Linked DNA regions of Mus musculus: region 1 is linked to region 2. Evidence: chromatin loops called from intact Hi-C (ENCODE). Cell type or tissue: heart. All regions are shown on one strand. Links, peaks and the distances in the headings refer to the core of each region. The heading gives the core; the rest is flanking DNA.

The links. Hi-C counts contacts between places; a loop is a spot of excess contacts. Peaks named below come from ENCODE experiments on the same cell type or tissue, not always from the same donor. Only the 100,000 strongest peaks of a DNase experiment are listed, where the experiment ranks them.
Region 1: it touches region 2 in a loop (8-fold over the local background); 4 of 42 quality-filtered maps call a loop at or near these places.

The regions. Positions count from the first base shown.
Region 1 is chr6:92,866,453-92,883,106 of GRCm38, reverse strand. Adamts9 (a disintegrin-like and metallopeptidase (reprolysin type) with thrombospondin type 1 motif, 9) reads left to right here. Exons shown (of 40, transcript NM_175314.4): 17 at 2,105-2,271; 18 at 2,358-2,487; 19 at 3,137-3,263; 20 at 10,107-10,317; 21 at 10,655-10,819; 22 at 13,008-13,172. It overlaps Gm15737 (predicted gene 15737), which reads right to left and starts at 13,750. Exons shown (of 2, transcript NR_169058.1): 1 at 13,613-13,750; 2 at 1-3,451. In heart, for the core only: a CTCF peak has its summit at 8,328; a DNase peak (open chromatin) is centred at 7,986; H3K27ac peaks cover 840 bases.
Region 2 is chr6:93,532,535-93,549,188 of GRCm38, reverse strand. No RefSeq gene overlaps it. Among named protein-coding and RNA genes, the nearest start is that of Gm22312, 31 kb to the right of the region's middle. In heart, for the core only: no CTCF peak of the experiment used is centred there; a DNase peak (open chromatin) is centred at 9,408.

The DNA of each region.
Region 1 (16,654 bases), core at 3,348-11,347, 660 kb after region 2:
TTTAGTTCATTGATACCTTTGTGTAAGTCTGTGGACATACCATTTATAGGAGCAAATCTTGAGAAGGGTTTTACATTATTTGAGATCTTGTCTGGCTGTGCACTCACCACTAACTGGCATAAGAAACAGGCAGTGAGGAGCGGCCTTCCCCTAGTTCTGTTAGAAGCAAGAGAAGCAGCTGAAGCCACAGGAAGAGACTTGGGGATTAACACAGAAGAGACCATGTTCTTTAAAACAAAGCCAGATTGATGTTCAATTTATAACTCTGGCATGGGGCACTTCATTCTCCCGTTTGGAGTAGCTAGTGTATGACTTATGACGGTATCGTCAGTACATCATGCTATCATGTACAAGTGATCTGACTTTGGAACCACCCTAGGGCGCCAAGGGAACAATCACATTTCTCTGTGACCCACTGGAAACCCTGCATCTCACTCAGCTGGCAGGTCTCCAGCTTCTGGGGCCAAGAGTGAGTGAGATGTGGTTTTCTGAGGTTCACACCAGCTAGGGAAATAAGTCTCAGGATGGAAGTGTTTTATCCTCTTCTCAGGGGTGTCAGCTTCAGTCACTCTTAACAGCATCTTTCACTGGCCTACTAAGGGTTGGGGTCTTAGGGTTCAAAGAGGTGAGCTGTGAAGTGGTTTTAACTGTACGAAAAGGTTCCTGCAGTTTAGCAAAACACACCAAGCTGTTAAAGAGCTTAGCCTGAGCGTATCTTGGTTCTATTTGTAAACAAGAGGAAGAATGAATGAGCGAATTTACCTTCTTGACAAATGTTTGCTGGCTCTCTGCTTTGGGCAATTTGAGTGTCTCACAAGCTGTGGAGACAGAAGCTATCTGGCCTTGGTCAATGAACTTACTGGTTGGTAAATCGTGCTTTTCTCATTTGTACGTCCATATCTACAAATGTGTGGCATGCATTCACAGAGCAGCCTCACAGAGGTGTGATATGCAGTACACTGCAAGCTGCCTCTTACGAGTGGAGTGGCTGGCCATGTGGGAATGGGCTGCAGGTGCAGAAGACGGGCTTAAAATGAGGCCATGGTAGTGTATGGCAAGTGCTAAAGAAAAGTGATCTCGCCAGGTTTTAAAAGCTACATATGTTTTTTAACATTTTATGTATTTAATTTAAGTGACATGCACGTGCCACTGTATGTATATGAAGGTCAGAGGACAACTCGAGGGAACAAGTTCTCTCCTTCCATGTGGCTCCTGGGGACTGAACTCAGTTTGTAAGGCTTGGCAGCGGGTCTCTTTCCCTGCTGAGCCACCTTGCTATCCCTCACTGAGATTTCCATCTTTAGAAAGTTAATCTAAAAAGCATGAAAGTATCTCTCTCCTGTGTTATACCTAACCAAATTACATTTTAATTTAGATCATGCACTGGCTGTTGGAGTGGAAAGTAGAGTGATGCACAGAGATATGTTCACATAAATTGTCCAGTCAAATCAGGTGCTTGAAGGTATTGCGTTCTTAGGATTCAGTTCAATGACAAACTGAAATGTAGTCATTTTAGAGAGAATCTCTGGTTATCCCAGGCATTGTGGCTACTGCTCTGAACCCCACCACTCAGGAGGCAGAGGCTGGGGCAGTGCTGCAAGTTTGAGACCAGAGTGAGAAACAGTGAATTTAGCCCACTAAAATACAATGCTTTTCTGCTGTTGCTGTTGCTGTTGTCTGATACACACAGCGGCATATGTGTGTATCAGATTTTAATACCTCAGCCTCTGTCTATAATCCTGCGACTGTTGCTGTTGTATAATTAACTTCAGAATACTGAGGACTTCTATATAATATTTCTCTTAGTTTACATAGAAACCACCATAGGTAGGTGGTTTTCTTTATCTCCATTTATAAATAAAGAAACTGAGACCAAGAAGGATTGATGGCCCAAGGTCACATAGCTAGCACATGGAAACCAAGACTGTGGAATCATGGCCTGGCTGACAAGCCTGAAGTCTTCTCTTCTGCCAGCCTCTGCCAATCAGGCTGTTCTTATCTATCTATCTATCTATCTATCTATCTATCTATCTATCTATCTAACTATTTTCAACACAGCTGGTCACTGGCAGCACCTCACCCAATTCCCTTTTCCCATCTACAGCTTTATCAAACAGTAAAGGTGAATTCCTGCTAAATGGAGACTTTGTTGTCTCCATGTCCAAAAGGGAGGTCCGCGTGGGGAGCGCCGTCATTGAGTACAGCGGATCGGACAATGTGGTGGAAAGACTGAACTGTACGGACCGTATCGAGGAAGAACTTCTCCTTCAGGTAAACACTGGGATGGTGGCCAGTGGCTCTCTCCTCTTAGCACTGCAGGCCAGCAGACTTCTTCCCAATCTCTCCACACATTGCAGGTGTTGTCCGTGGGAAAGCTGTATAACCCAGATGTGCGGTACTCATTCAATATTCCCATTGAGGACAAACCTCAGCAATTTTACTGGAACAGTCACGGGCCGTGGCAAGCATGCAGCAAGCCCTGCCAAGGTATGCTCAAGGGTTTCCAGCTTCTATGGGTTTGAGGATGGGGAGGGGGGAGGCGTAGGCATGAGGGGCTCTGTTTCATTTATCTACTTGTTTACTGATTTTTTTTTAAGAACAGCTATGTATATACAATCCAAAAACCTTTCTAGCTGCATGCATCTTCTCACTTCTTTTACTCAGACCTTTCTGGTTGTTTCTGTTGTCAAGTTGAATTTTATAAGATTCAGGTCATGTCAGGTCACACTGCATTTTCTTCTAAGAAGTTTGAGTGTATGTGTGAAGCCACGCAGAATCAATACTGCCACTTTAATTTTCTATCATGTGGCTTTACGGGTCATAATTTTTATTAGTTTTGTTTCTTTTTGTTAAATTAACGTCAGCAAACTATAGCAGCAGGGTCAAATTCAGCCCCACCCTCTTTTTATTAATACAGTTTTATTAAAGCCGGGATACTCCGAGTTGTTAGCAGTCTGTCTATGGCCAGCTGGTTTTGTCCTGTCCTGGTTGAGTTAAGTGTGGCAGAGATCATACGGCCAACTCGATTGAAAATACTGCCTAGCCTTTGCTAGTAAGTGTGGGAGAGTCAGTCCTTGATCTTGGTAATTTAGAGCAGGTTATTTCCTCAGCAATAATGTGCCTACTCTTTGCTTAGGGGAGCGGAGACGAAAACTTGTTTGCACCAGGGAGTCTGATCAGCTAACCGTTTCTGATCAAAGATGTGACCGGCTGCCCCAGCCAGGACCTGTCACTGAAGCGTGCGGCACAGACTGTGACTTGAGGTGCGGCCTCTGTTTTCCTTGTATCTTTCTTCCGGAGTCAGTGGGCTTGAGGGGAGATTCTGTGGGGGATGCGATGGAGACAAGAGTTGCCAGTCTTTTCCTAGCCTTGCCAGTGTTTTCCTCACACAAGCTCCAGCCAGTTCTGAAACTGTTTAGCCGAGATCCATCACTCTGGATTTCTTGTTCTCCTAAGAATTAAAAATAGTTAACAGAGCAGAGCACTGGTACAAAAACAACTTGATCTTCACAACCCAGTGATTAGGTTTTGGCCTTACCATCGAGTCAGACTTTATGTAAGGGAATACCCATGGTGTTCCCTTCCCATCCAGAGCAGACACTGTGCAGAATTCTTTTGTGCATGAAAGTTTCAGTGTCTACATATATAAAACACATAAACACATGCACAAATCAGACAGAGAGACAGACAGACTGAGAGAGACAGAGAAGGAGACACAGAGAGAGGGGGGGACAAAGAGGGGGGGCAGAAAGAGAGGCAGAGACAGAGAGAGGCAGAAACAGAGAGGCAGAGAGACAGACACAGAGACAGAGAGACAGACACAGCCATAGAGAGAGAATATTATGCATTAATGTAGAGGCATGGAGGGAATGAGAAAAAATCTAAATATGACTGGCTAGGTATTCACGGAATTCTGTGTTTAAGAAAGGTATGGTATCTGATGGAAGAAATATTGAGAGGGTGGAAAATTCTAGAGTGTTTCTATTGCCTGGGAGGTTGACTGTGTATAAACATCCAACATCATGAGGGCTGTATTGTACAACCTGCATGCCAAGTCTGCAATTACTGTGGGAGACTATTGGCATAGACTAGCACTGGAGTGTGATAAGGTCTCTCCATTCACAAGAAGCGGAGTAAAGCACTTTGAAGTTCCACATCGCCATGCCAGGTCTTCGCAGTGTTAGCTGCCTGGTGTAGGAGTGCAGATTATAAGGTCCTCTTGTGTGTCCGAGAGAAGAAAGTGCCACGATCAATTAATAGTGTTCTGTCCTAGGAGTCAGAGGGCCAGCAGTGACATGTGCATCATAGATCTTCCAGTCCTGACCTGAGGCTCTGACTTCAAAACCAGGCACTTTCCACTCTACCACACATTTTCTGAGGCTGTTATCACTAAATGGGTTGCTCTGTGGCTTCTCAAAACATATGGACAGAAGTCACTGTCAAAGTAAGATGTTAAAAAGTTAGTTAAAAGAAAAGGAAAGGAAAGGAAACGTTTGGCAGTACTACTTTATTTTAGATAGTGTCCATATAAATCTATTTGCTTCAGTCAATTGAGTTACACTAGTTAAGGTAGAATTAAGGAGTCCTTTCATGGGAAATTAAGTTGAAGAGTCACTGAATTCTTGCACAACTTCCTTGAGATGCAAGGTTAACAAGCTGAGTAAGATTGCATTCTCGGATCGCCTTAAATCCAGCCATCGTGACATCTACCATTCTGCAAGTAAATATGGTGGAATAGGCCACCTTTAAGATCTGGGTTTGTGTTTGTCTGTTGTGTTTGTTGTTGTTGTTGCTTTCACAGAAGTGGACTTGGGACCTAGAGAATTATACATGTTAGGCAAGTGTTCTGCCTTTGAGTTAACCCCAACTTTCTTTCTACATTTTAAGATAGGGTCTCACTAAGCTGAGAACTATTTTTAACAGCTATATATAATATCCCCAGAGTAATAGGATGGGTTTTATGATTCTATTAATACAATTAATAAACCTATACTTTTTTCAGTTACTACTACTTCTATTGTCTTAGTCATTGTGCTATTGCTATGAAGAGACACCATGACCAAGGCAACTCTTATAAAAGAAAGCATTTAATTGGCCCTTGCTTACAGTTTCAGAGGCTTAGTCCATTATCATCACAGCAGGAAGCATGGCTGTAGGTAGGTAGATAGGCATAGTGCTAAGAGCTATATTCTGATCTTTAGGTGTATGTGTGTGGCGGTGGGGCTGACATGACTTTTTGAGCATCCCAGTGACACACTTCTTCCAAAAAGGCCACACTCAACTCAAACAAGGCCACACCTCCTGATCCTTCTCAAATAATGCTGCTCCCTGATGACATTCAAATAGATGAGCCAATGGGGGCCATTCTTATTCAAACCACAACAACCACAGCATAGATTTTATCATTATTTTATATATCAAAATATTAACCCTGACTGCTGCTATGCAGATTGCTTCAGATCACACTGGATGGCGTAACAGCCGAGGCTTAAATGTGGCCCATCCAATGGGAGAGGCTGTGTACTTCAGTTCCGGAACAAAGCTGCCTCTATTCCTACTTTGTTAATGCTGTAGGATGATAGACATGCACCCCATTCTGCCATGCCATATATGAGGAATTAATCTCTCCCAGTGTGTGTCCTGCCTCATCTGTTCATCCACACTGGGACTCCACTGTCTGACTCAGACTGGGGCTAGTCACATCCTGAATGGCACATGCAGTGTCTGTAGGTCTGCTACCTTGAACATGAAACCTCCTACTCTTACAGTGGCAATGAGTGTGAGTCTGTACGAAGCATCTCAAGAAACAGAATGTGTGAAATCAACCAAATGGTATTCAATAATCCTATTCCAAGCTTATCCAGCAAATAGCCTTTTTAAAGAGGAGGTAATGTCTGCACTGTTACTTCAAGAACCAAATACTTGTCTCTTTAAGCAATCTTAAGATGAGTCACAACTCAGCATGCGATGGCTCTGGTTTCTCCTGCAGTAGACACCATGGAGCATAATATTCACACAGATCTTAAAAGTCAGTGCAGGAAAGGTAGACTCAGCTCGGAAGAGTGTTACATTGGGCTGCACAGACTATCGCAAGGGTGCTGCCTTCTCATTGGCTGATTTTTAAAGTGAGCTGAAACTCTGTGAGGGAAGTAGGGAAATAGGGGCAGGAAGATGGAGAGTCTGAAACTCGCCTAAGCTAAACTGTAAGACCCTGTCTCTCAAAAACCAAAGGCCTAGGCTGCAGCCTGAACAAGCACGGATGAGGGCTGGGGTCTGCTCTTCAGCTCTGCAGAAAATTAAGAGAAGGAGGCAAAAATAGAAGTTTCTTGGAGACTCAAATGCCAAGGATGGCATAGTCATAATAATAATAATGGCTAATTTATTGTGTATCCTTCACAGGTGTTAGACGCTACTCTCCCCACCTTGTTCCACCTGATCCCCCCCACCTAGTGATCGACTCAGGCTCTCTGCTCATAAGCATGAGAGCTTCCATTCATACCCAACATTTGCTGATTAAATAGTACAGACTGATTTTTGTTTATATTCTTGTCATAATACCAGATAAAACTTCAGCCTGAATTTTCTATTCTGATCAATAGCAAGGTCAATGTGTTATTATTCTCTATATTCCCCATTTACCCATTTAGAATCAACTTTTAAACACTTTTTTTTTTGGTGTGGAAACTCTGCCGGAGGCCAAGTGGGGACAAGAGCCGGAAGCACAGAGCTGAGTGGCCAAAGCAGTTGTGATTGTAGATAAGAAGGAGAGGGGGCTTCTTCATCCCTGCCTCCTCATAGAGGTAGCAGATCTGAGTGTGGAGGAAGTCAAACACTGAGGGCAGAAAGAGTTCAGGGTTAGCTTTAGAACCACACAAAGGGGCAGACGTGTGCTTGTGCCTAAAAGTCAGCGAACAACTGTGGCTTTCAGTCAGTGCTCAGGTGATCTCACGACTGGCTCACTGCTGGCTTTTTTCTGACTGTTGGGGAAATTAAAGGTCCCTGCTAAAATATGCGGAGACACAAACCAAGCCTATGGAAGATGTACTGTCCCTTTTGTCCACCTGACAGTCCGTCTAATCAAGACTCATGCTGAAATCTGGCCAATCAGCTGTGAGCACAACTGAGCGAACAGAGAGGGAATGGTTACTGGTTGGTCACACTCCAACGTAGTTTCTCCCAGGCATGTTCATGGGACCACCAGTCAGACGAAGCAACTCTTAACCTGTGTATTTGAGAAGCCCTCCAAAACATCGTCTTCCTCATATGGAGGCTCATGATACTGGTAAACATTGTGAAGCTTCAAAGACCTACAGTATAGAAGTCCATTTCTTCTGGTAGTTCTCAAAATCATTTAATCCAGCCCCCATTATCTACTCCTACACACATGTTACGTATTTATCTTGTTCTTACTTATTAGCATATTAAAACACAGATTTTATTTTACTTTTTCAGTGTTGGTGGCTGAACACAGCTCTTTTTGCCTACTGGGCAAGGGCTCTACCATTGAAGTATTTCCCCAGTCCTCAGATTTCTGAGGCAGGAGCTCTCTATGTATCTCAAGCTGGTTTTAAGCACCCTCATCTCTCTAGCTCCCACCTCCTAAGTACTGAGATACACACATACACCTGACTAGCAAATACTTTCCTGAAATATAATAATGAAATATAATAATAGCATTTTATTTCCCACAAAGTGAACTATGAACACACTGTACTGAAGAACAGGTCACGGTCCAGAAAGAATATAGAGCAAACTAGATTTAATTTAGAGTTTGATTATTTTTATAGATTCTTCTTGGGGATCTCTGCTTGGCCCCTGGGTCTTATGCGATGACAGGGAAGTGACTTTGGCAGCTGAACTGCAAAGTGCTTTCTTGTCAAGACATCTCCCTCCTTTCTCCAGATGGTAAATAGCCTTCCCCCAGGGAAGTGACCACGGAGGCCTGAGAAGGTAGCCAAAAATCAAAGTGCAGATGGAAGTTCCAGATGCCACTGTAGAACGAGTTCACCTTTTTTTTTTTTTTTGCCTCACTTCCTGTAGGAAGTGACAGTTTGCCCCAACTGGCCTGTGACAGGATGAGATAAAGGATGAGTTTATAAGTCCTCGTTTACTGTGTTAGAACAAAATCTCCCTGACGCTATTTCAGTGTAATGGAAAATCACAGCCCACTTTCCTTGCCAGTGGTCAACTCTGACCTACTTTTGGACATTACTTAGAAATTCCTTGATAAGCGTGTTGGCTTGAGTTCCTCTTTTTTCCCAACTCCTCCCCTAGACAGGTGTGTATGAGTGAACATTAGGACATTGAGAAGTGGCACACCTCCCAGTGGCTGAGATGAAGGGAATTAATAATGGGAGAGAAGATCCCCTGGAGGTTAGAAGAAAATTATCTTTTTCTAGATTTCCACATACATTTCAAAATCCTGATTTTAAAAACTGTGAATTAAACATTTTTTGCTTATGTTTTAAATTCAAGCACTCTGTTCCTGTTGTGTTATAGAAAATAAGAGTAGTCATTAGTATATACTGTGCACCTGATGTGTGTCAGAAGGCTTCGTTATGAATAATATCAGGGATGTAAAGGTGGCAAAGTCTGATGGATTCAAATCTAATTTTAAAAGTGTATAATGAGGGTTTGGGAGACAGTTCAGTTGTAAAGTGCTTCTGCAAGCACGGGGCCCTGAGCCCACTTTTAAAATGTCAAGTGCAATGGTGTAGCTGGGGATATAGTGGAACCCACTGGGCAGAGGAAGGTTCTTGGCCAACCAGCCTAGCAAAGTCTGAGTTTCCAGTGACAGGACAGGTCTCAGTGACAGTGCCTGTCTCAGAAAATAAGGTAAGACTAGTAAAATAGTTCAGAGCATAAAGACACATGTCCCAAACTTCATGACCTGAGTCGGGTCCTTGGAACTACATGGTGGAAGGTGAGGATTGTACTGTAACCTCTATACCTGGTATACACACACACACACACACACACACACACACACACACACTGTGATTAAAACAATAAGTAGAAGGAACCAGAGAAACAATACCTTTAGTGGCTTCCACATGTACCCATGCACACGTACACACATGCATACACACAGATACACAGGTTCATACATATAAACACAAACACACTGACATACATGTTCAGACACACAGTCATATCAGTCATATACACACTCACACACACACACACACACACACACACACACAATATCTGCTGTTCCAGATATTGTGTCCAGCTTTTGCATCTTTGCCTCTCTCTTCATGTGGTCATGACTGACCCCCATTTCTCTACTCTCTCCCTCTCTCTGCCTTTCTCTGCCTCTACTACTCTCTTAACTCCCCTCCCCATGCCCTGAATAAACTCTATTCTATACTAAAAAGCAAGCAAACAAACAAACAAACAAAAACATTTCCAGCCGTATGTGTGTGTGTGTGTGTGTGTAGTGTATACACACATGTGCAAGGGTGTGCACCTGCTTTCATCACTCTCTGCTTTATTCCTTTGAGACAGGGTCTCTTATTGATCCTGAAGCTGAGCTGATGGCCAATCCCCCCAAATTTAGTGTTTATTACAAAACAATAATAATAATAATAATAATAATAATAATAAATAATAACGCTCCTAGTGTATAGCACGTACACTTGAAAATTTTTAATTATTCCCCATATTATTCATTCCTGCATTATTATTATCAGAATAGTCGCTGAGTATTTACAAGCACGGACAGACAAAAAGAAGCATTCCACAGATGAGTTTCCCAAGAGCCAAGTGAAATACTTCATATAAAAATTGCTGTCCTTGCTTTGCTGAGTTCCAGTTTGTTTGTTTGTTTGTTTGTTTTCCTTTCTGCTGCTTGAATTTCAGACTAGCTGTACCAAGAGATTCTTCACAGACGTAGCATCTCTGGCTGTGGTTCTGTGACTTCCACGTACATTGACAGCCATGAAAATCACACGGATACCTTGGTCTGAACTTGGATTGTAACTGGCTGTGACTTTGAGCTGTCATCATATTTGAATGAAGAAAGAACGAACTCAGCTTTCTTACTAGTTGGATGTGACACTTGTGTTTAACACAAATGTTGGTTTTCCACCATTATTTATGTCTAGGTGGCACGTTGCCAGCAAGAGCGAATGCAGTGCCCAGTGTGGTTTGGGCTACCGTACTTTAGACATCCACTGTGCCAAATACAGCAGGATGGACGGGAAGACGGAGAAGGTGGATGACAGTTTCTGTAGCAGTCAACCCAGACCGAGTAACCAGGAGAAATGCTCAGGAGAGTGCAGCACAGGTGGATGGCGCTATTCAGCCTGGACCGAAGTAAGTTGGTTCTCATCTGAGAGTCCTGAATACCAAGTCTGATGAGTGATCATAGCTCCTTCTGGGACTGTGTTAAGAAACCCATTTAAACTGCATAGAGAGAGATCTGCAATTGATTTACGATGCCTTTTAAGTCAAGCTCTGAAAGGAAGGCTCCCCAGGTTAATTTGTAATGTCTGACTTGAATATAACATGAAGAAAAAACTAGACTTGGGTATGGTAGGACATTTATTTCTTAAGGGCTGAAAGAAACAACATAGCTTTGATTTTAAGCAGTCTTTGTAAAGAATTCAGAAATGCCTTATTTTCTTTTATTTTTTATTTTTAATGATCATAGTGTTCTAGAAGCTGTGATGGTGGTACCCAGAGAAGAAGAGCAATTTGTGTCAACACCCGCAATGATGTCCTGGATGACAGCAAATGCACACACCAGGAGAAAGTCGTAGTACAGAGCTGCAATGAGTTCTCCTGTCCCCATTGGAAAACAGGAGACTGGTCAGAGGTGAGAAAAGGAAGCCCTGGATCCTAGCTCAACTCAGATGACTCTGGATTCCCCAGCGTCGGGCGGAGGTGTAGACTACTGTATGGTTCTTCCATCTCACTCCCATTTGATTCTCCATTTCCATTACTACTGAAACCCTTTAGTCTGCCTAGGGCCTCAGAGTCACTAGGAGTTGGCTGGATCTTACAGCCCAGTAGCTTCTGCTGCTGACTTTAACGGAGTGGTTCTCCCCCTCCCCCACTTTGAGCTGTAAATCGTTGGCTGGAAATTGAGGCTTAATGAAGTGTGAGGTTAAAATAGTTTAGACATGAATCCAACAAAGAGGATTCCCATCTTCCTCGTCTTTGAAATAAGAGATTAGACCACCTGGCTTACACATCCAGTCACATGGGAGCGCTTGGTTAGGGGGAAGCCCAGGCTGAGTGTTTGAGAATAATAACTTCTCATCCCTTGCTTTATGAAGCTCAAGGCAACCCCATCTGTGCCCCGTATCTGGATCTTGGGATACAGTAGGCATCTTGTCTGTTAATGTAGCCCAACATTGTTACAGCCCAGTGAGAATCTCAGCAAGACGGCTCCTCACTTCACCTCCTTCAGCGGATGCAGGTGGTTGGGGAATAGACATCCCTTATTAACTGGACAGGTCAGAAATGTGGGGAAGCAAAGTTGCTACAACCACAGCTCCTACACACACACACACGCACACATACCCTTATCTCCCCCCAATGTGAGTGCAATGTAAACTGTGTATTTCAGGTGTCAGATCTGAACAAAATACCCCTAATGCTGCTGGAATGGTCAAGTATCGACACATGTCCTTACCTATGGCTGATTTGTGGTCACGTGATCAACAAACTTGGCGCTTTCCCAGTAGATTAAGCACTAAATCCTTGATTTTTTTTTTTAAAATATGATTGAAGATAGCAGGTTTACATTATACTTAGATAGCTAATACTTTAGTGTCCAGTTGTTCATGAAGCCAGGTGTGGTGGTATATATCTTTATTCCTACTCTTGGGAGATCAGGAATTCAAGACCACCCTTGGCTGTGTGTACTATAGTGAACTTAAGGCTTAGCCTGAGACTCATGAGACCCTCTTCTAAAAAAATAAAAAGTAAAGGAGAGGAAACTTTTATAGCAAACCCTGACTAAACGTGTGTTTGAATAAATACTGAACATACAGCCTAACTGTTCCAACACTTCGTTAACACTTAGTAACCTTGGATAAAAAGACTGGAATGGAAAGAGTAAAGAATTGAAGAAAACATTCAATTATTTTACTTTGTCTTTTGTACTTTTTAGGCATTTTTTAATTTTTCCAAAGTGAGCCCAAATAATAATGATAATTATATTTGACATACTTTTCTTTTTGAGAATGTCATACATGAATACTGTACGTGCTAGACACTTTAGTTTCTCTGAGTCAGAATTATTGTTACCCCCATTTTATAGATGTGAATATTGAGGCACAGAGACACTGTGACTTGGTTATAGAGGTGTCAAGTTGGTCGGACTTTTAATTCTTCACACTGAACCTCTGTAATGGAAAATCCTGACTTCTGTTTGTTTCTCAGAGCATGGTACTCTGCTTTTCTGTGTTTGAATCTGGCCATAATACAAAGGGAATAAGAAAAAAGATTCTGGAAAAAGAAAAGAAGGAGATGGGGGAAAGAGTGGAAGGAATGGGGCAGGAGCAGCTAGTGGGAGCAAATATGGATGAGAAGCATAGTGATAAATACTCATGAGAATTTCATAATGAAAACGAGTAAGAACCCAGAAAGGGGGTTGAGGATGTGGCTCAGTTGGAGGAGCATTTACCTCACACGCACAAAGCCCTAGGTTGGAACCCCAACAGCGTGTAGCCCAGACTTAGTGGGCACCACTACAATGACAGGAGGTGGGAAGTAGAGGCGAGAGGATCAGAATCTTCAGTGACCCTCAACCTCATGGGGAACTGGAGGCCAGCCTGGGCTTCAGGAGGCTGTGCCAGGATAAAAAGAAAGAGGGAAAGGAGAACGAGAACAGGATGAAAGGAAGCGGAGAGCAGTGGGTGTTTGCTCATTGCTGTTCAGTAGTGGGGAGGGGCCAGAGGTGGGAAGAGGCCACCTGCTCTCATTCGAGAACAGCCCCCACGGGCTCCAGCACATTGATCACAAGCAACCCTGATGGCCTCTGCTTTTCATTCCAGTGCTTGGTCACCTGTGGGAAAGGGCATAAGCACCGCCAGGTCTGGTGTCAGTTTGGCGAAGATCGATTAAGCGATAGAATGTGTGACCCTGAGGCCAAGCCGGAGCCCATGCAGACGTGTCAGCAGCCAGAGTGTGCAGCTTGGCAGGCGGGTCCCTGGGGACAGGTATTTTGAATGATAAGATTCTTAACTGCATTCTTTCCCCCCTTATCTGGAGAGGGGCATTCCAGTGGTGGGGTTTTACTGCTGCAGCTGCCACCGCCGCCGCTGCCGCCCGTGATGTTGTGACTTGGCCTGCACTGTGCTTGAGCAGCTCCAGATCCAGCACATGGGACTCAGTGGCTTGCTGTCCTGCATCCCTTCCAGAGTTACCTTGCCCTGCTGGAGCTGATTACTCCAGTTACAACTCCATGTGCAGGTTTTCACCCTGTTTTAAACTGCACACAAGTATTTAAACAAATTCACAACAGACGTGGCATCTGGCAGATGTAATTCTCCCCGGGGTGAGCCTCTGTGGGTATGTGATTCTGCCTGCCAGTGGAATTGGACCAGAATGTCTGGGCTGTGCTTTGGGAGGGATATTTCGGGAGGAATCCAAGACTCACCTCTCATAAATAAGTGAGATTCTTCAAATGTAGTCAGATCAAAGGGGTCCAGCATCCTAATCATCGGGTTGAGAATCTTTTCCTAGTCTTCTTGTGTGTAATGGGTTCCACATCTACCATTTCAAAAAGAGAGAGTGCACGTCCCCTGGGCCCAGTTTGCTCTTGGAATCTAGTCTTTCCTAATATAGAAGCAGGAGAGTGCTGTGTACTATTTAAGCAGCACTCCGAGTTCCCAGTAGAAGTGGAACAGCTGTCTGCTGTCACTTATGCAATCTGTTGAAGAATGACTCCCTCTGCCCCCCCCACCCCCCCCCCCCCACCCTGACCAGCCATGGCCACTCCTGTTCCTTAGCCTCTGTCTCCATTTCTAAACTTGCATGCAATACACAGGCAGCTTTGTAACTATGTCTCGGCCTTCCTCATCCTTACTGATACTGTCTTTAAAATTTGTCTTACATTTTTTTAACACTTAGTGTATGGGGGGAGTGTTAGAGAGGAGAGAGAGAGAGAGAGAGAGAGAGAGAGAGAGAGAGCTAGAGAGCTGTCTGTCGGGTACATGTGGAGGCTAAAAGACAGCTTACAGAGCTGGTTCCTCCCTCCACCATCTGGGTCCTAAGGACTCAAGTTGAGTCTTTATTTTGGAAGCAAGCACCTTTACCCACTGAGCCATTTTCAGACCCCCATACTGACACTTTTCTGCTAGAATCTTCTGCTCCAGAGATACTCCAGTCCAGTGGCAAATCATGTCTAAAGAAAGAAAGTCCCTTTATCCTTTCAAACAGTGTTTCTTATTGGTCCAAATAGCTATAGCATTGCCTGAGTAATGAGAGGCTGTTCACATACCTTGGGCTCACTCTCAGGAAGTGACTGCATATCTACTACAACTCAGACCAATTTCTCATCCATCTCTTGCCCATCTCTCTTACAAGGAATCTGGCCTTTCTCTAACTGATCATGCACCTTAGGCAAACACTCATATCTAAGGTATTAGAAAGAATTTACAAAATATGTGTTAGCAAAGAGGAAAAAAAATCAAACATACTGCTGACAGAGCACAGAAAAAAAAAACCCCAAAAAACCAAAAACATTTTTAAGCTTTGCATTGGAATTGTATTCTGCCTGTATTTTTGATTGAATAGAAACACAGGACATAAAATTGACTATCTTAAACAAATAGGTATTATTCACTGTATTCATGTTTTATGACCTCCATCTACTTTCAAACCATTTCCAGCACCCCAAAAGAAACCCTATATGCATTCAGCAATTATTTGCCATCCCCCTCTTTGTTAGCCTCTGGCAACCTCCCAGTTTGTATTTGGGGTCTGTGGATTTGCATAAGCTGGACTTTTCATAAGCATGGGCAGTTGCGTGTAACACACATCCTCTGTGGCTGGCTTCATTCACGCTACACAAAGCTTCACTCATCTGCAGAGGAGCATGTCTGATACTGCTTGCTGTCAACTTCTGAATCCTACCCCACTGTGTGGATGAGTGCCTAAAGTAGATATTTGGGTTCTCCCCACACTTTGACAACTATGAATTTTCTTGGCGTAAATGAACAATCATTTATCTTAGTGCTCAATGACACTTATTTGGAATCTGTTACCCAGGGATATAATTGCTGGCTCCTATAGTAACTCTGTGTTTAGATTTTTAACTTCCAAGTGGCTTTCCCTGGAGGCTGTCCCATGTTCCATCCTTCTAGCAATATATAAGCAATATACAATTTCTTTCCTATCATTGTCAACAGTAACTATTTTCCGTTTGAAATTGTAGCCCTCCTACTGAGGGTAAAGTATTGTCTCACTATGGTTTCTGCTCCTATTTCCCTAATAGAAAAAGATGTCAACCAATTGGCCATGTGTTTGTCACCATTTGAATGTTTTCTTTGAAGAAATGTCTAGTCAAACTTCCTGTCCATTTAAAAAGCTTAGAATGGGGCCTCTCTGTGGCTCTGTAGGCAGAGTGCTCTTCTAGCATGGGCCAAGTCCTGAGTTCATTCCTAGGACTGGCCATGGCACATACACTAGGAATGCTGGCATATCCCTATCACTTCAGTAATCAGGAGATGGAGGCAGGAGGATCACAAGTTCAGAGTCAACCCTGATGACATAGACAGTGTGAGGGCAGCCTGAGCTACATGGAACTCTGTCCCCCTCCCCTTCCAAAAACAAAAAGAAGAAAAGAAAAGAAAAGGAAAGGAAAGAAAAGAAAAGAAAAGAGAAATCAAACAAACCTATCAACCACTTTAAACGTACCTTTTCTCACTTTTCCATGATCTACCCAGTGCCATTCCCTTACCAAGTCTCACCCAGTTGTTTAAAGGTTACAAGACTGTTGATGTTATTTGAGCTCTGTCCATGGCCTGGGTACTGATTCTTAAAAATCAGATATAGCATTTACAAATACTTTCTTCTCTCTCATTTGTTGCTTTTTTAACTCTGCTGATCATGTCCTTTGATGGACAGATGTTTCATTCAGGCAGAGTGTAATTTATTTGATCTTTTGTTGTCTTTGCTTACCGTATCATAGTGAACAAATCATGGGCAAAGCCAATAACACAAATGCCCTGTATATTTTTAGAGTTAAAAATAGTTGGGAGCTACTGGTTTCAGGCAACTGATGCATTGTTATATGTATATATGAGGGGGGAGTCTGGCTTCACACGGGTGGGTAAACAGCTGTCCCTTTACTATTTATTGAAGAGACTTTCTTTCTTCGTTAAGAGTATTGGCATACCTGTCAAAAATGTCAAAAATCACTAGAGCATAAACGTGGAAGTCTGCTCCTGGACTCAGAACTCTGACCCACTAGTCTGACTACCTGTCCTGATGCCAGCATGAAACCACTTCAATTCCTTTCAAAAATTTGGAGATGGGAAAATATGAGTCCTCCAGCTATATCCTTCTTTTTCTATAGTTGTTGGTGCTTGGAGTCTCTTCCCATTTTTCATACCCTCCTTTTGTATGAACCAGTTTGTATTCACGCTTCACAAAGGCATGTGATTTTTTTCACTTGGGTTTCAAAGGATTCTAGATC
Region 2 (16,654 bases), core at 5,741-13,740:
TGCATATGTGCATATGTGTATATAAGTGTTTTATAGGTCATGAAACTAGACTGGGCTCCATAGGAGAGAAAAAGTGAAGTGTGTGTGTGAGTGTGTGTTTGTGTATGCATGCGTGCATGCATGCCTGCATGCATAGGGGCAGCAGAGCACATGTGACATGGGAGGAGGAAAGTAGCACAGGGAGTGTTAGGGTACCGGGAGAAGAGTCAACAAAAGCAAACTTCGTTTGAAAAATGACATAGTAAAACGTAATACTTGGTATGCTAACTAAAAACAAAACAAATATTTAAGAGAGGACACCAGGTACCGGGCGGGGTTCCTGATGAAAGATATCAGGCTGAATGTGGGAAGGGAGTGGAAGGGAACCATTTCAGGAGAGGCTTTGACACAGAAACGATTTCATCACTATTATTTTTCTTGGGATGCTGGGATTTAAATCTAGGGTCTTGTAGATGCTAGGCAAGCGATCTACAACTGAGTTATATTCTAAGCCCTGCTTAGTTCTTCAAAGGGAAAGTTAATAGGGTGTGAGGAACACATACATGGTGCTTACAGAGGTACACGGTGACAGCTAGTGTAGGAAATGTTTCCTCCCTTCTCAGCATGTTCTGACATTGCACAACAGATGCAGCAGGAGTAGCTGAGAGTCTGGAAACCTTTGAGAGGGATCTGGCCCATCAACAGACAAGTCTCTAGTGGGATGATGTGCCCAGCAAGCTGGGAGGATGCAGTACGTTAGGAGAAAGGCCCATGTTGTGTAGCACAAGAGCACTCTGGGCTCTCCTTCAAAGGAAGCTCCTGAGCCAAACCCCATTAGATGAGCCTGGGAAGAGATTCAATTTGATAGTTTGATCTGAGGAAGCCACTTAGGGAATCCTCCCCAGTAGGAATGAGTCTAGAACAATTGTTTTCAACCTGTGGGTAGTGACCCCTCTGGCAAAGCTCTTTCTCCAAAAATGTTTACATTGCAGTTCCCAACAAGAGCAAAATTACAGTTATGGAGTTGCAATGAAAATAATTTTATGGTTGGGGATCACCACAAGATGAGGAAGTGTGTTAAATGTTCAGAGCTTTACGAAGGTTGAGAACCGCTGATCTAGACAGACACTCTAGAGAGCCTTCAGCTTGAACCTATCGTAGGAGTTGCCTTGGGAGGAAGGGGCTAGCAAGGAGCAGAATCACTGAAGAAGCAGAAATAAGCAGGTGGCTCTTGCTGACAGTAGGTGGAAAGTACACGTCAGGGTTCAAATGCAAATTGCCTCCAGGGAGGGCTAAACTTTCCCATTTCTAATGGCTACTTTCTTCAACAGTGTGGGTCCCGAACAGGCTTCTGCTATCATTTTGTTGGATTTGTTTGTAAAAGAAACTGGCTGTAGAGAGATGAATGATTCTGCAAGGATGTGGTAGGGAAAGTAACAGCAACAAGTATCTTTTCCCAGTGGATTTAAAGAATAAGGTCGTATTTTCTCATTGTAAAGTCTACACATGGGAAGGCATCAAGGTTGGTTGATCCAGTCTTGTGGAATTTGATTGTGGTATACGTTGTACCTATAGGCTATAACTAGCTAGCCCAAGACCTCAGTGACATCACACAGCACAGCATAGCTGCTCATTCATGTTATCAATCCAGGCAACTGTGGCCCTCAACTACATTCAAGGACCTTGGCTTCTTTTAAGTTGTGGCCTTATAGCTAATGTGGCTTAGCCTGCAGAAGGAGGAAGAGAAGGGGTGTGGAGAACTGATGTGATCTTGCAGGTCTGGTTTTGGAGCTATAAACACCACTTTCATCCATAATCCAGTGGTTGGTGTTCAATTTGAGGGCTCTTCCTAAACTCAGGGATGCTGTTAGCTGGGGCTTTGGTCTCTTAGGAGGGATCTACAATGGGTTTTGTGAATTCTATTATGGCTCTTCCCACGAGTTCTTCCCACTCTTCTGTGCTGTCATCCTAAAGTCTTTCTTTTTCTTCTTATATCAAGATGGCTGAAGTGGTGGGATCACATCTAGCCACATGGCTCAGAGAAGCAAAGAAACCATATCTTTTCTATTTCTCACAATCATGGAAACTCTCGCCAAAGTGCCCATAACACACTTTCTGTCATCAGTCACTGAACAAAATAAGGTCACCTTCTTTTCCTGTATCAATCTCCAAGAGAAATGAGATTATTTTCTGATAATTAATCTCAACCTGGAGCTAGCAGTAAGGAAAAAGGTCTTTGAAACACACAGGCCAGGAGAATCTCTGAAAAGCACCACGATTCTACCAAGATGCAAGAGACAGGGATGCTGCCAGTGATGGGTGGGGCAGGGACTGATGGCAATCAGGAAAATCATTTGGCTTCTCTCAGGGCAGGGGGAGGGAGGGAGGAAGAAGGTTTGGTAAAATGGAAGGGGTTCTCATATGACAGCTTTCTTGTCCATTGAACTTGAAAAATATCCTTTTCATTCTCAGAGGCGGCTTCTTCTTCTTCTTCTTCTTCTTCTTCTTCTTCTTCTTCTTCTTCTTCTTCTTCTTCTTCTTCTTCTTCTCCTCCCCCCCCTCCTCCTCATCCTCCTCCTCCTCTTCTCCTTCTCTCTCCCTCCCCCCCACCAGCAAAAGATGGCAAAGAAATAGAACATAGAACTGGAGAAGCAGCACTGATCATTGGGAGACAGCTGGTTAAATATGTGAATTATAGTCTTACTTTGCAGAGGGCATCTGAGTGACCATAGAACTGCTAGGGAAGATAGTCAAGGGCTTCTTGGTCTCTTCCTCAAAGCATTATCCTTCCAGAGATTACAACATGGGGGCCAGGTAGGGAATACTTCCTGGCTGTATCAGAGGGTCATTGCTGGATTCTTTGGATTATTCAATGAATCCACACCTTGATAACTGCAAAACATGCATTGGCCTCTTCCCTCTGCAAACTAAAATGATAAGACAAATGAAGAAATTCAAGGCAAGGCTGCCCAGGAGGGCAAGGGTACCAGAGGTTAGGAAAGCAGGTTGGCCAAACAGAATGGGAGTTTCATCCTTAAGACCTTCAGAGATGTTTCTGCTGTGGAGGTTTCCATGGAGAAGATCCCAGATGCCCAACCAGCTGGGAAGGAGCTAACGTATACCCAAATGATTGCCCAAGGGTTTTCAAGGGTGATCAGAACATATTATCCAGCAGGTGTTGGGCCACAAAGGCCAAGAGCATGACCTTTAGAGTGGGACATTCCAGGGTTCGATGTTCCTAGCTCCTTCCTAGCTGCTTGATCTTGAGCTGAGGACTGCTTTAGCCTCAGTTTCCCCATATGTAACATACATTCATGTTATTTTGCAGCTTATGGGGTATAAAAGCAAAAGAGTCCTTGAAGAGTAGAAAATGCTTAATAACGTCCACCTGTCTTGGTTTTCCGTTATCATTGTCTCTGACAGCACCTGATGAGCTTTGGGAAGGGCAGAAAGGTGGTTGAAAGAGAAGAACACACACAGAACCGCAGAGCGCAGCCTCACACACCTCATGAGTGTGGCTAAAGTCAAAGCAGTGGCCTTAGGAGGAAGAGCCTTACTTTTGAAATGCTTGATGTCTGTTGCGTGTTTAACTAAAGTTATTTTAAACAACTCCAAGGATTTTATTTAAGTAATATTTCTGTGTGGTGTTTAGCTCAAAAGTCTTACTGTCCCTTAGTTTCATCCACCCACACATTCATTCTATCTATCTTATCTATCTTATCTATCTATCTATCTATCTATCTATCTATCTATCTATCTACCTACCTATCTATCTATCTATCTATCTATCTATCTATCTATCTATTTATCTAATCAGTCTATCTACCATTAACTCCCTCCCTCCCCCTCCCTTCTTTCTTAGAGTAGGGACAATAAGGAAATACAGAGAGAATGTGGGCAAAAGATGGGAGTGGAGAGATGGCTTCACAGAGTGCTCCCTGTGTTCCCCTGGAAACATTAAGGACTGAAGTTCAGAACCTCAGCACTCACTGGGTTGAATACTGAGACAGGGATACGCACAGCAACCTGAGGTTAGGCTAGCTAAGTGGATAAGCTCTGGGTTCACCTGGAGACCCTGTCTTACTAAGTAAAGAGTTATCAAAGAAGACACCTGCCATCAACCTTTAGTGCACACACACACACACACACACACACACATGAATCCCCCCAAATGGACACACACACAAAGGTATACACACACACACACACAAAATTAAAGATAAAAACTACCATAAAGCCTCTTTTTCACTCCGCTGGTTTTGTTTTCATTTTTAAAAGACCTGTACCTTTACAGGGCTGTGGATTTCCACAAAGTTTCCCCCACCCCCACTCTCCATGACTGATGAGCAGCCAGCAAGCTAGTGTGTCTGATGCACTCATCGGACCTGGTTTAGCACAAGGTCTGGTAGTTTAGGATAACTGGCATTTCCAAAGTCTTAGGTGAATCTGGGTTTCTAATCCTAGCAAAGAAAAGCAGAGATTCTGGTCCAGGTGGTCTGGACTGGTCTGGCAACAGGGCAACAGTGGAAACTCACCAGTAAACAAAGGGAGGCCTGAGAGATGAGAGCAAGAAGGGGGTGGGTAGAAACCAGGGACAGTTTGCTGTTGTTTGAGACAGGTTTTCACCTTGCAAACCATTCTTGCCTTGAACTTGTTATCTTCAGTCCCCACCTCCCAAGTGCTGGGCTTACTGGCCTGTGTCACTATGTCTGCCTCATGAACATTTTTATAGCCACCCTCCTTCCCCAGATGCCTATCTGCCTAATCTTCAGGCATCTGTTGCTGGCCAAAACAGTCATCTCTAAGATAACCCCAGAGGTGGATGCTGGGTCTAGAGGGTGAGAAGGCAGAGTCTCCCGCAGCTCTGTCTCTGGAAGACTGAGATAGTAGCCTGCAGACACCTGGGTTAGGTTTTTATTATGTTAACTTAGAGGTTGGCTTGCCTGCATCCTTTCTGCCTCAGTGACATCAAAGTTTGCTGAATCGGTTGTCTAGGCATTTCCCACTCCAGTGCTGTGTTGTGGCTAATCAAGAGAAAAATACTGGCTCCATTTCTGAGCCAGGAGTTAGGCTCAAAATACGGCGGTTTGTACCTGTTTTGAAGTTAAGTCCTGCCCTCTTCCTTATGAAAAAGATGTTTTTAAAAATAAAACCAAGGATTACTGACAATCAGTTTTAGGAGACACACTGTTCAGAGGTTTCTTGAGCATGCCGCTGTTCTAAAAAGTCTGGTCGCTCTTATTGGGTTTAGTTTTAGGTTGTGACCGGAGCTCCTAATTACACTCTGCAAACACGGAGCTATGGAACTGGAACTCAGCAGAAAAGTAATTACGGGGCTCGGGACTGATTGCTTTTCCCGTTAACCAGTCTATTGGAATCGCTAAGCCAGCTGTGGCAAGTCTATTTAATAACCTTCTTTTCATTTCCTGGTTTCTTACTCAGTTTCTCTTGCAGTCATCATTCCTGGGCAGCCTGGATTCATTGTTTGCTATTTCCGTCCATATGCTACTTTAAAATAATCACATGTGGGTTTATGTTTAAGTCGGCCCGTGTAGCTGGTTTCCATGGCCAGCAATTATCAGTTGTGAAAACCAATGGAATAAAGGAGTGAGCTATAGGACAGGAGGGGGAGTTAAGCTAGAAATATCCTCCAACAACACAGAGTTTACTGAGGTGCCAAAGGTATGTTTCACTTTTAATTAAAAGTAAACCTTTCCCCCACAGAGGCCCCTTGTGTGCTGAGGCACAAGAGGGCAGTGTTACGTTAAATTAAACTTTATGAAGATGTGATTAGTGGTAGAAGCCTGAAGGGACTGGATTCATCATAACCTTGGATATGAGACTTCTAGCGGTGATGAGAATGTGAACAGGCAGAGAAGGAGGGGATGGAGCCCATCTCCAGGGCTCAATAGTATTGATCATGACATTAACAAAGGAACTGTGATCTCTTCTGGGTAGGAAACCAGTTCTTTATACCCGAACCAGACCAGGGATTCTGCAGACCATGACTGCTCTAGAACACATTTAAATCACCTTTGGACTTTAGATGTCTTACTTAAAATTCACTATCCATCTAAACAAATGGCACAGGATGAAAAAAATGCTAAGAATGGGTGGTTGAGATGAGAAGCAGCAGCATCCAGCTTGGCATCTCAGGGCTTCAGGGCTGCCCTTGAGCATCTGGGAAGCTGAAGGTGTGTGTATTCAAGTGTTCATGCTAAGACACCATATTAGGCAGGGCTTTCTGCAGGAGCAGAACTGATAGAGTGGGTAGAGGTTAGAAAAGAGGATTTCCTGGAATGCTATGCATTAAAAGGGTTCAGTAGGCTGACAATGGCTGTGTACATGCTAGAGTGTCTGAGAACTCACTAACTTCTCAAAAATCTGGATGTCCTAATTGTTTCAATGCTTGAGGGTTGGAAAATTCCTGGGGAGCTCTCCAAGGGGCATGTCCCTTAATGGACTCGAGATTCTGTCAACCTGACAAGACCTACTATCGTATGTCCACCCGTTGTCAACTTGACACTCAATCACATCTCCTTAAGTTATGCTTATTTCCAAATGAAGAGAATAACAAAGGTATCATTCTACCTAAAATGATATACGTATCCAACATACAGCTGAACTATGCTAAATCATCGCCACCAGAACAGATGGCAAAGTTACCTGAAAAATGTTTAGTTTTTTTTTTAATGTCCCATACTTAGATATGATAATACAGTTAACAAAACAGAACTCCTGATATCATCTCAGTTGATGCTATAACATAGAAGGGGAATGGAAGAGGAAAGAAAACAAAAATATCTACTCAATATATGTGTATATATGAGTAAGCATATTCTTTTTTAAGAGATTTATTTATTTTATGTATATGAGTACACTGCTGCTCTCTTCAGACACACCAGAAGAAGGCATCAGATCCCATTACTGAGGGTTGCTGGGAATTGAATTCAGGACCTCTGGAGGAGCAGTCAGTGCTCTTGACCACTGAGCCACCTCTCCAGCCCTGAGTAAGCATTTTCTTAACAAAGTAGAACAGAAACATGTGATGACTGCAATCATGGTCTCTGTAACAGGTCGCATGGCCTAGAGCTGTGTTTATTGCTATCTTTATCTACTACTCATGTGTTTCCTCAACAAGCACCTTGGCTCTCTTTGTTCTTTACCTGGAGAGGTGACCAGCACCTTCATTCCAAATGGGTTTGAGCCATTCGTCATCCTGCCTGGATTGGTACATCCCATTGACTTGAATACCAGGCCATGCCAGCACCAAGAGATGCCCTAAAGCAGTGGTTTTCAACCTTCTTAATGCTACAACCCTTTATCCAGTTCCTCATGTTGTGGTGACCCACAATCATAAAGTTATTTTTGTGCTACTTCAGAACTGTAATTTTGCTACCGTTAAGCATCATAATGTAAATATCTATGTTTTCTGATGGTCTTAGGTAACCTCTGTAAAAGAGTCATTTGATTCCAAAAGGTTGAGAACTGATGCCCTAGAGTGTCTCCTGCTCTCAAGATGTACCTGTAGAGAAACAGTCTAATTTTACACTGCCAGTCTGGACTACTCATCTCTGCTGAAGTTGTGACTTCTTGCTTAGTGTGTTGACTTAAGAGCACAACGTGGCCATGGAGAAGTCTTAACTTTTACTCAATGGAATGTTTGTTGTGCCTCAAGGCAGAAGTGTCCACCTTCTCAAGAACTAAGATTTCTAGATGAATGGAACATACAATTAAAGGGACAGGAAACAAAAATGTTGTTAGTGGGTAATAAGGAGTGCTGCTAGGTGCTCCATTTGTTTGTTTTGATTCCCGAATCCATGAATCTTGGCAGGGAGAGAGAGAGAGAGAGAGAGAGAGAGAGAGAGAGAGAGAGAGAGAGAGAGAGAGAGAGAGAGAGAGAAACCATATAAAGGCTGCTGATTCAGACACGGTTAACTTGGAGTGCCCAGTCACAGGCCTCCAGACTATTACTACCTAGGTGTTGTTATAACTGTGTCTTTGTAAGTTATTTGACTCTTCTAACAAGTTAGCTGCTTCAGGATGACAGGGAACATAGTAAGACCAGTGAATTCCACGAATGTTTCCTTTGGTTAATTTGAATATTTCTGCTTATATAGATTTATCACGAACTGAATAGACTTCCTCCACTTCTGCAAACACCATGAGTGATTAGCCAGTGCTATGAGCCTGTAGGAGTCTGACCCATGGGTTTTGCCTTGTTTGTGCCATCCACTACAGTAAGTACACCTTGCCTTCGGCAGTTCCCTGTTGCTATTTGGCCCTTGATACTCTGTATATCTGTGGACCCACTGTATGCAAGTAACTGAGCTGTCACCCCTTCCGTGGTAAGGTCTGAGCTCTCCAAGTCTCTGGTGGCTCTCTCACAAATCTGCTCCTTACAGCATTGGTGAAGGGCATGTTCTTTGGACTCTCTTATGGAGGAGGATTAGTTTTAAATAGCAAATCTCCCTGAGCATTCCACTTCCCCAGAGCCTTTGAATCCCACCATCAACTCAAAGCCAAGGGATATCAAGCATTTTTTAATTCATTCAGTGTAGGCTATCTTTTGACCTATACATCAGCCAACTAAAAGCCTATTTGCACTCAAAAGAAAATTTTTTGCAAGTACCTGTATTAAAAGACATTACTGCAAGCCTCACAGAAGAGCACTACGTTCTGTTTTAAATTTCTTTTGTCTTCATATATGGATGTGCTATATTTACATTATTTCTACCCCTCCCCCTCTGCCCTTCAACTCCTCCCATGTTCCCCACATTCCCTCTCAGGTTCATGACCTTTTCTTCTATAACTGACCCCTCCCAACATAAGACCTACTGAGCCCATTTAATGGTTGTTACAAGTGTTTAGGGCTGACCACTTGGATTGAATAACCATCTGGGAGCTTGTCCCTAGGGGAGACTTTGTCTTTCTCTCTTAGCAGCCATTGATTGCAGGTAGCTCTTCATCTAAAGGTGGGGCCTTGTGAGATGTTCTCTATTGTGTTGTTATGTCGACGGATGTTAGCACCCTTTAAAACTGTACAAAGTGTAGCATTTAACCCATAATTTCTGATCAACGAGTCTCTACACGTTCAGATGGAGTCAGTTTTATGTTCTTTCCACAATTACCCGATATGCTTAGAATCTATTACCACACAGTTCCTATAACTTAAAAAATTCAAGTTCTTTAGGAGTGTAGTGCATCACATCACAAGACACATTGTGTACTTAATCTCTAGGGTCCTGCTAACACTCTGAGTCTGACAATAGGACTAGGGACAAAGGTGAGGGGTAAGTGGGAGACATTGGAATTATCTTCCTTGGCATCTCTTTCAGGGAAGGATATTACTGTTTCCACAGACAATGCAGAATTAATTCCTTCAGCAAATGTGGAGCGGGCAATACTTCAGGAAGTGTGGGTGGGGACACATTTGCTAGTACTTACTTGAGCAAAACAAACTTGTCAGAATATGAGAGTTCAATGTTCTTGGCTTCATCAGGGTCCTCCCACATGTCTCCATCCCAAGTTCTGCTCTTTTCCAATCAGTGTGCTCACTTTAGCTGCTGACACCTTTCAAGGCAGGGAGTTAAACTTGTGTTGTACACTAGCCAATCAGGCATCAAGAGCTTGGATTTTTTTTTTATTTATTTTAAATACCAGGCCTATGGCTGCTGGAGAAAAGATTATTTCTTAAGATACACTGGAGAAGCTGAGAACCCGATAGTTGCTCAGTTTATGATAGTGGATGCCTTAGCAGTCTCCACCTAACTCTGAAGGCGTGGAAGGTTCATGCCAAGTCACTTGTCATCAGTCCATGTTGGAAAGCCAAAGAAGCTGAAGTCTGATGTCAGCCAAGGATGACAGCTGTGGTGACAGCAGTAGTAGCAGCAGCAGCCACTGGACTCAGCAGTGAGTGAGGGCAGGCCGTCAATCAACAATACTTTTTCCTTGGACCTCTTTACTTGTGTCTGAGTTCCCTGCTGGGACAGGACATTGGAGGATGGTCTTCTCCCTCCAGTCAACGCTCCCTGAAAGTACCCTCATAGCCCTTCCTAGAGGAGTGCTTCTTAGTTTATTCTGACCTATCAGGCTGAAAATCAAGTTTAACCATCACAGACTCCAAGTATCATGAATTACTCTGAACCTAGAAATGCCTGCTCATTGTTTTGGCTGCTTCTAGTGTATGTCTATCTGTTGACCGATGAACCCTCACCATGTAGCTTCCATGAGTTCATTTATCTGTAGAAAGAAAAAAAAAACAGAGCTACACTGTAAATATATAAACACACACACACACACACACACACACACACACACACACACACGTGTGCATGTGTAAAATAGTTTGCTATAAGTTTAACATACAATTTCATTTTGGTAAATGATAACAAACAACTGGATTATCATATGAATTAATCTCGACACGAGCGGAATTCAGGTTCAGCATCTTTAATGATGCTTCTTCTTTATTTTTTTCTCCAGTGTGGCGGATTCAGCTTGGGGCCTTATATGTGTTAGGCAAACACTCTACCACTTGGCTCTACACCCAAAGTTTTTTATACTTTTAAAATATTTTATCCCTGAAAATACACCTAAACACAAGTTCAGAAAGGTTTGCTGAAACTTTGGTACCTCTATAAGTATAGCTAATTATTCAAACTAGATTTCCTTTAAAATCGAAAGGTAATGCTGGTAATAATTGCTCAGAGACAGCAGGCACAAACCAAGTCTATACAAGGCAAATCAAGATGCATTATGGCTCTGAACAGGTTTTACTGAAGCAATAAATTCAGACTTCAAATACAGAGAGACTGACACAGGACACTTTATTATCTAAGCATCAGTGATAGCGTTGGAACAGAAGCTCCACCTTTGTGGCATTGAGTACAAATATCTCCCCAGTATACATGGAAGCATCTTTTTGACAAGCCCTGGAATCCAGGCCTAGGCTTCACCTCTCCTCCTCCTCCTGTTCTTCTTTTCAGGACAATTCTCAAAGCACTTAAGCCCAGCTGGGGGATCTTGCTTTAGTCTCCTGACATGAGTGGAATGCTATTTGTTTTTCATTTAGGTTGAAGTGGGGTCTTGGGAAAGGATGTCATTCAAATGTCACCTGAATTGGGGCTGCCTAACCCAGGCTGATGCAGTCCTTTCTTTGTAGTGTCACAGCCTTAACATTATTTTTTGACTGATTACATTGTGTGTATTGTCTATAAAGGACAAGGACTCTGTGTCCTCTATTATTGTCACTAATAAATGAGGACAGTGCCTGAGCAGAGTTAAATATCCTTGAATTAAAGAGGCTAGAAACTGATAACTTGAGATCATGATGAGTTATGAAGGAAAAGGTCAACCAATATTCATAAGGATATGATTTCCAAGGAAGATATATAACTCACAACCAAGAAATAGTTGTTGGGCTCTTTACAAGGTGCAGAGTCTTACCAAGCGCCACACACCATTGTCGCATCTAACCTAATAGTTCTAAACACTCTTTCTTCTGACTTGTACATGGGGAAACTGAGGCACAGAGAATTTCAAGTGTTTGCTTTAGTTAGAAGTGCCCAAAATTCCACAAAGAGCTGTTGAAGGATGTGTGGAAAGCCTAGTGATGTGATGTGGAAGGCAGAGGAGGATCTCTCAGCTTTGGGCAGCATAGAGCCTCTATTGATCAAAAGCTCTGAGCTCATCCTTCTAAACACAACAGCCCTATCCATCCTGCCCTCTTCCTCCTCTTCTGTGTTCTTACAGGATCTTTTGACTAGGTTGAGTTGGGACTCCAGGAGACTTCACTTTAAGGAGACTTTTAAAAGTATCTATGTTCTTGGAGAGGTCACTTCTACTTCAAAGAATTTCAAGAGTAGCCCATTAGAGCCACTCCAGGTCATGCTTGTGGAGCTGGCACAAACCAAGGGTGTGGAGTGGCATGAGGGGTGCCCACTAAGGCACTGGCTTTTCTGCTTGGCATCAACAGTGAATTCACTGCTCCATTATGGCTTTCTCCTTGGGAATTTCTGTAAAGCAGATATTTTATTTGCCTTGTAGTTTCATAGTTACATATGATGGGCGCTAATGGACTTTGCAGTGCACCAACCTCTCTCCTTCCCCATCAAATCACAGGAAATAGCTAACACGATATACCCTAAGGTTTTACAATGTTCTTGCTTCTTCTCTAACATTATTATAGGATCTGTTTCTGGTGACCAGGAAAGAAAAGAATGATTTCCCCAATACTGTTTAACAGCACAGATATTTTAAAAGGCTGAGCACATTGTGCTTAATGTTGGCCATGCTTTAACTGATCCTTTGAAATGGTGGTGGTGGTGGGAATATGGCTGAAAAATTAAACTCAGTTTACTTTAGAATCATATTATCCCAGACAGGCCACGCTAGCAGTAAGACCTGCTTGTCTCTAGCTGTGTCTCTGGGAGGACAGACTTCTGTCCTCTTTTAGGGAACATATTTCCTTGGTTTCCCTACTCCTTCTAGATAAATTTTTATACCACAGTGATTAGAAACTCATCTTTCCCAGGTGACTGTGGATCAGAGTGGATGCGGCATGCTTGACCACTTGGAGAATAATAGGTGGTTGTGGAGACAGGCACACGTTCTAGAGAAAAAAATGGGGGGGGGCAGGCAGTTGAAAGCATTTCTGAATCCACCCATCTATTCATCTACCTGGGGGTCAGAAATAAACAACGAAAAGCAAACCAACACATACAGGGTCTTCCTAGAAGCTTACTATCAGTAAGGCAGGACACTGAGCTCTATGAGATCCAAGGATCACAGGGCAGAAATATTGCCATTAAAGAGAACATACAATCTTTTAGTTTATAATAAAAATAACCATTTATGTTTCTCACACATATACATATAGATAATATAAAGTTGGGAGTGCTAAGTATGACAGGAAAGGTATAACAAGAAAAGGATGAAGTATTTCAGAGAAAGAAGCTATTTCTATGGCTTGGAAAACTAGGAATGATTTCTCTGAGGTGGTGTTGGAATAATGCTTAAACGATGAGCTAATGGCGCCCAAAAGAGTCTAATTTGAGTCCCGGCTCCCCTGACTAGTAGCTGTGTGGTATTAGGGAAGTTATTTACACCCTCTAAACCCATCATGCTGTCTCCAAATTGGGACAATGGTCTCTGCCCTGCAGGCATGTGGCACAGAGACCAGGCAGGCTCTGGGTCCTCAACAGAGTGTCTGGTGGGAAACAAAGGCTCATGCCGTGACAGCTGCCTCTGTTTTGTGGTAACTGTTTTTAGAGAATGCTAAGAAATGTTCTACTAGGGAAGGCCATGTAGTACAGAGATGCTCTCAGATGCACTGAGGGTACCAAAAGCTGATAGAGTTGGAGGACACCACAGTGTTCCGAGAGAGAATGAAAGAAGCAGGGGTCGGGGTTTCTGTGTAATGGAGAGTAGCCGTATGGTGGGTGGCAGTGGATTGTGTCATCCCATCTAAGGACCAAGAGCTTGGTGTTTCCTATTGAGGAGGGCAGGGAGACAACTAAAGAAAAATAAACATGAGTTACAGGGGAAAGGGCACAAAGTCTGCTTTGCATTAGTGGAAATGAAATGGGCGGAAAACATTTGGTTGTTTGATCATGAGAAGAGCTATTTTAAAAGTTCCAGGTTTGCATGCTCTCCAGAATGGTTATTCTTAGTAATAATGCCAGGAAGTCATGTGATGGAGGAAATAAAAAAGATGCAACTGGGACTCGGAAGATGTGACCTCAGTCTTGATGTCACCAGACACAGCGACATGAACGAGAAAACCCACCTCAAGTTGTCAGCCTCTCTTGCCTCAGGTGCAATTTAGGTTTGATGCTGCTGCCTGAGGATTTAGAAGGGGTGCAGGGCCAAGTGACATCCAGGATGTAAATGATTGGGGCAGCATGAGAACCATACAGCAGTGCAGAAAGTACTGGATGCAGGCAGAGGGCAACTGAGAGGTGAAGTCAGGAAATTACATTGTAGCCTAGTGGAGGGTTTTCATTTGGATGTGCATTCTAGCGGGTCCCTGCCTGTCTTTGGAGGACAACTTGTGTGCTGTGATGTGTTAACTCTACAGGTTCATGTTTTGAATGTTTGGTCCCCACTTTATGGCATTATTTCAAAGCTCAAGGAGACTTTAGGAGCTGGGGTCTGGCTGGTGGAAGCTGTCATGGTCGCACAGAAACTTCTGAAGAGGATACCCTCCCTGGGGCTATTCTGACTCTACCTCGGGGTCTCTTCTAAGGCCAGAGCTGCTCCTAAGGAACCAAAGTCAAGTGAAACTGAACTCCACAATCTCTTCCGTGCTTTATCTTTTGGGACAAGTATTTTGACATAGAAATGACCAAGCAGCCGATGTAATCTCTGAGGGTATTTCAATACCCTTGGCTTTAAATTTTTGGAAATCCAACAAGAGCATTGTAAGTGAGGTCTAGACCAACTTCTCCCAACTGACTGTTGCCACACTGTGTCACTGGCTACAATTGCCTGGTGTCTATGACTATGATGGAGCCAAGAAGGATTTGCTAAGGCTAAGAGGGGAGGCAGAACTTATACACGAATAATAAATTCCTACCAAGGGACACATACACCACACCACTCCACACCACCACGGCATAGCACACCACACATACACCATACCACACTACACCACAGCACACCAAAGTACACCACGCCTCACCATGCCACAGCACAGCACAGCACACTACACCACACCACACCACACCATACCACACCACACCACACCACACCCACACCATTCGCATCATACCACATTATACTCCTCCACACCACATGATAGCATACCATGCCACAGTACAGCACACCACATACACAAACAGACACCACACCACATATACCACACCATACACACCACACACAGCACACCACATACACACCACATACCACACCACACACAGCACACCGCATACACCACAGCACAGCACAGCACACACACCACACACATCACATATACCACACCACACATACTCTACCACCCCACACCACAGAGCTCCGTGTGTAAATACATCTTCAACTGGTGAAGTACGTGCTACAAACTTCACAAGCTCTCAGTGTTCTTTTTACTAATTGGGAATTCTAGTTGTCTTTGGATATTATTTTAACTTTTCTATGACCATATAAAAGTTTCAAATTAAAAATGCATGCTGACATTTGTTGTTTTGCAACACACTTTGTTAATATTATAACAAAAGTGGATATTACTATGTTGAAAATTTGGGGCATGCCATGATTTTTTTCCCTAGTAAAGACAAATCGCATTGCACTCATTTAAGACTATTATGTCTTGCACTCAATGTGCAGGTTTGCATTTCAAATGAATCCATGAGTGTATCCTCACCAGCATTAGTTAATGAGGAGATGCAGATTAAACCTGCAACAAGACCTCACTATTCAATGCCATACTTAAATTAAAAAGACCGACCCTTACCAAGTACTGGCAATGCGGTGCAACATCTGGAGTTCTCGTACAGTTGTGGAGGGAGTATATCATTGTACAGCCACACTGGAGAACAGTTGGCAATTAAATTTAATGTAGTTACTGAATGACTCAGCCATTTTACTCCTAGGCATTTATTCACATTTATTCAGGAGGAGTGGAACCATATGTCCACGGAAAGACATTAGAACACTTACAATACCTTTATCTCTGCTATGTCCAAGAGAAAGAATCCAAATGTTTATTAGCAAGTAAATGGATAAAAATGAGCTATGGCCACACAATGGAATATTACTCAACAATAAAAAGGAATGAACCACTGAAAAAATACAAGAATGGATATCAAAATGTGATTTTTGTTCACATAAAACTCTAGGAAATGCAAAGTAAGGTATTATGACAGAAAGACAAGTGGTTGCCTGGGCATGGGACAGAGACTGCAGGGGAGAGATGTCATAGGAATTTCTTTAGGAGGTACAGCAACTTTTTCACCGTGGTAATGATTGTACAAATATAACATATTTCAGGTAAAATCATACCTATACATGTATATGTATATATGGTGTACAATGTATTAAGTAAAGATGGTAAAACACACACACACACACACACACACACACACACACACACACACACCACACGCTTTCCCATCAGACAAAGTTTCAAACCACAGCTTTGCCTCTCACTATTAGTGTTTGTTCAGACAACTACTTAAAATATTTTGAGTGTCAGCAGTTGATGGGTATAGTGGGCGATGCCTACTTCAGAGTGCTGTCCTAGAGAAAAGTTCTAGGACAACCCTTTGGACATAGTTAACACTCAGTTGCTGATGGTTGCCGGTGATGGTTGTAGAGTGAGGATTTCATCCGCTTGAGAGAGATTTTAGGGATATTTTGCACCAATGCCTTTCCTCTTGTGTTTGGAGTTATAGCACATGTCCTGTAGTTATGATCTATAAACACTTGAATAAAAGTAATACCACTGTCACCTTATTGTACACCTGCTAACAATATAAGCATTCAATTGCAGCTACTCTCTTCTTCAGTAAAATCAGACTCTTGGGTGAGGGCAGCATCTTAAATCTCCCAGTCAACTGAGACATCCAGGGATAACTCTGTGCTACTCTATGGTGTCCATAGACCAGGAGCATCCCATGATGGAGTAGATTCTTAGATGTGAAGCTTCTGACTCTGCCTTAGAATTGCTACACTGGAA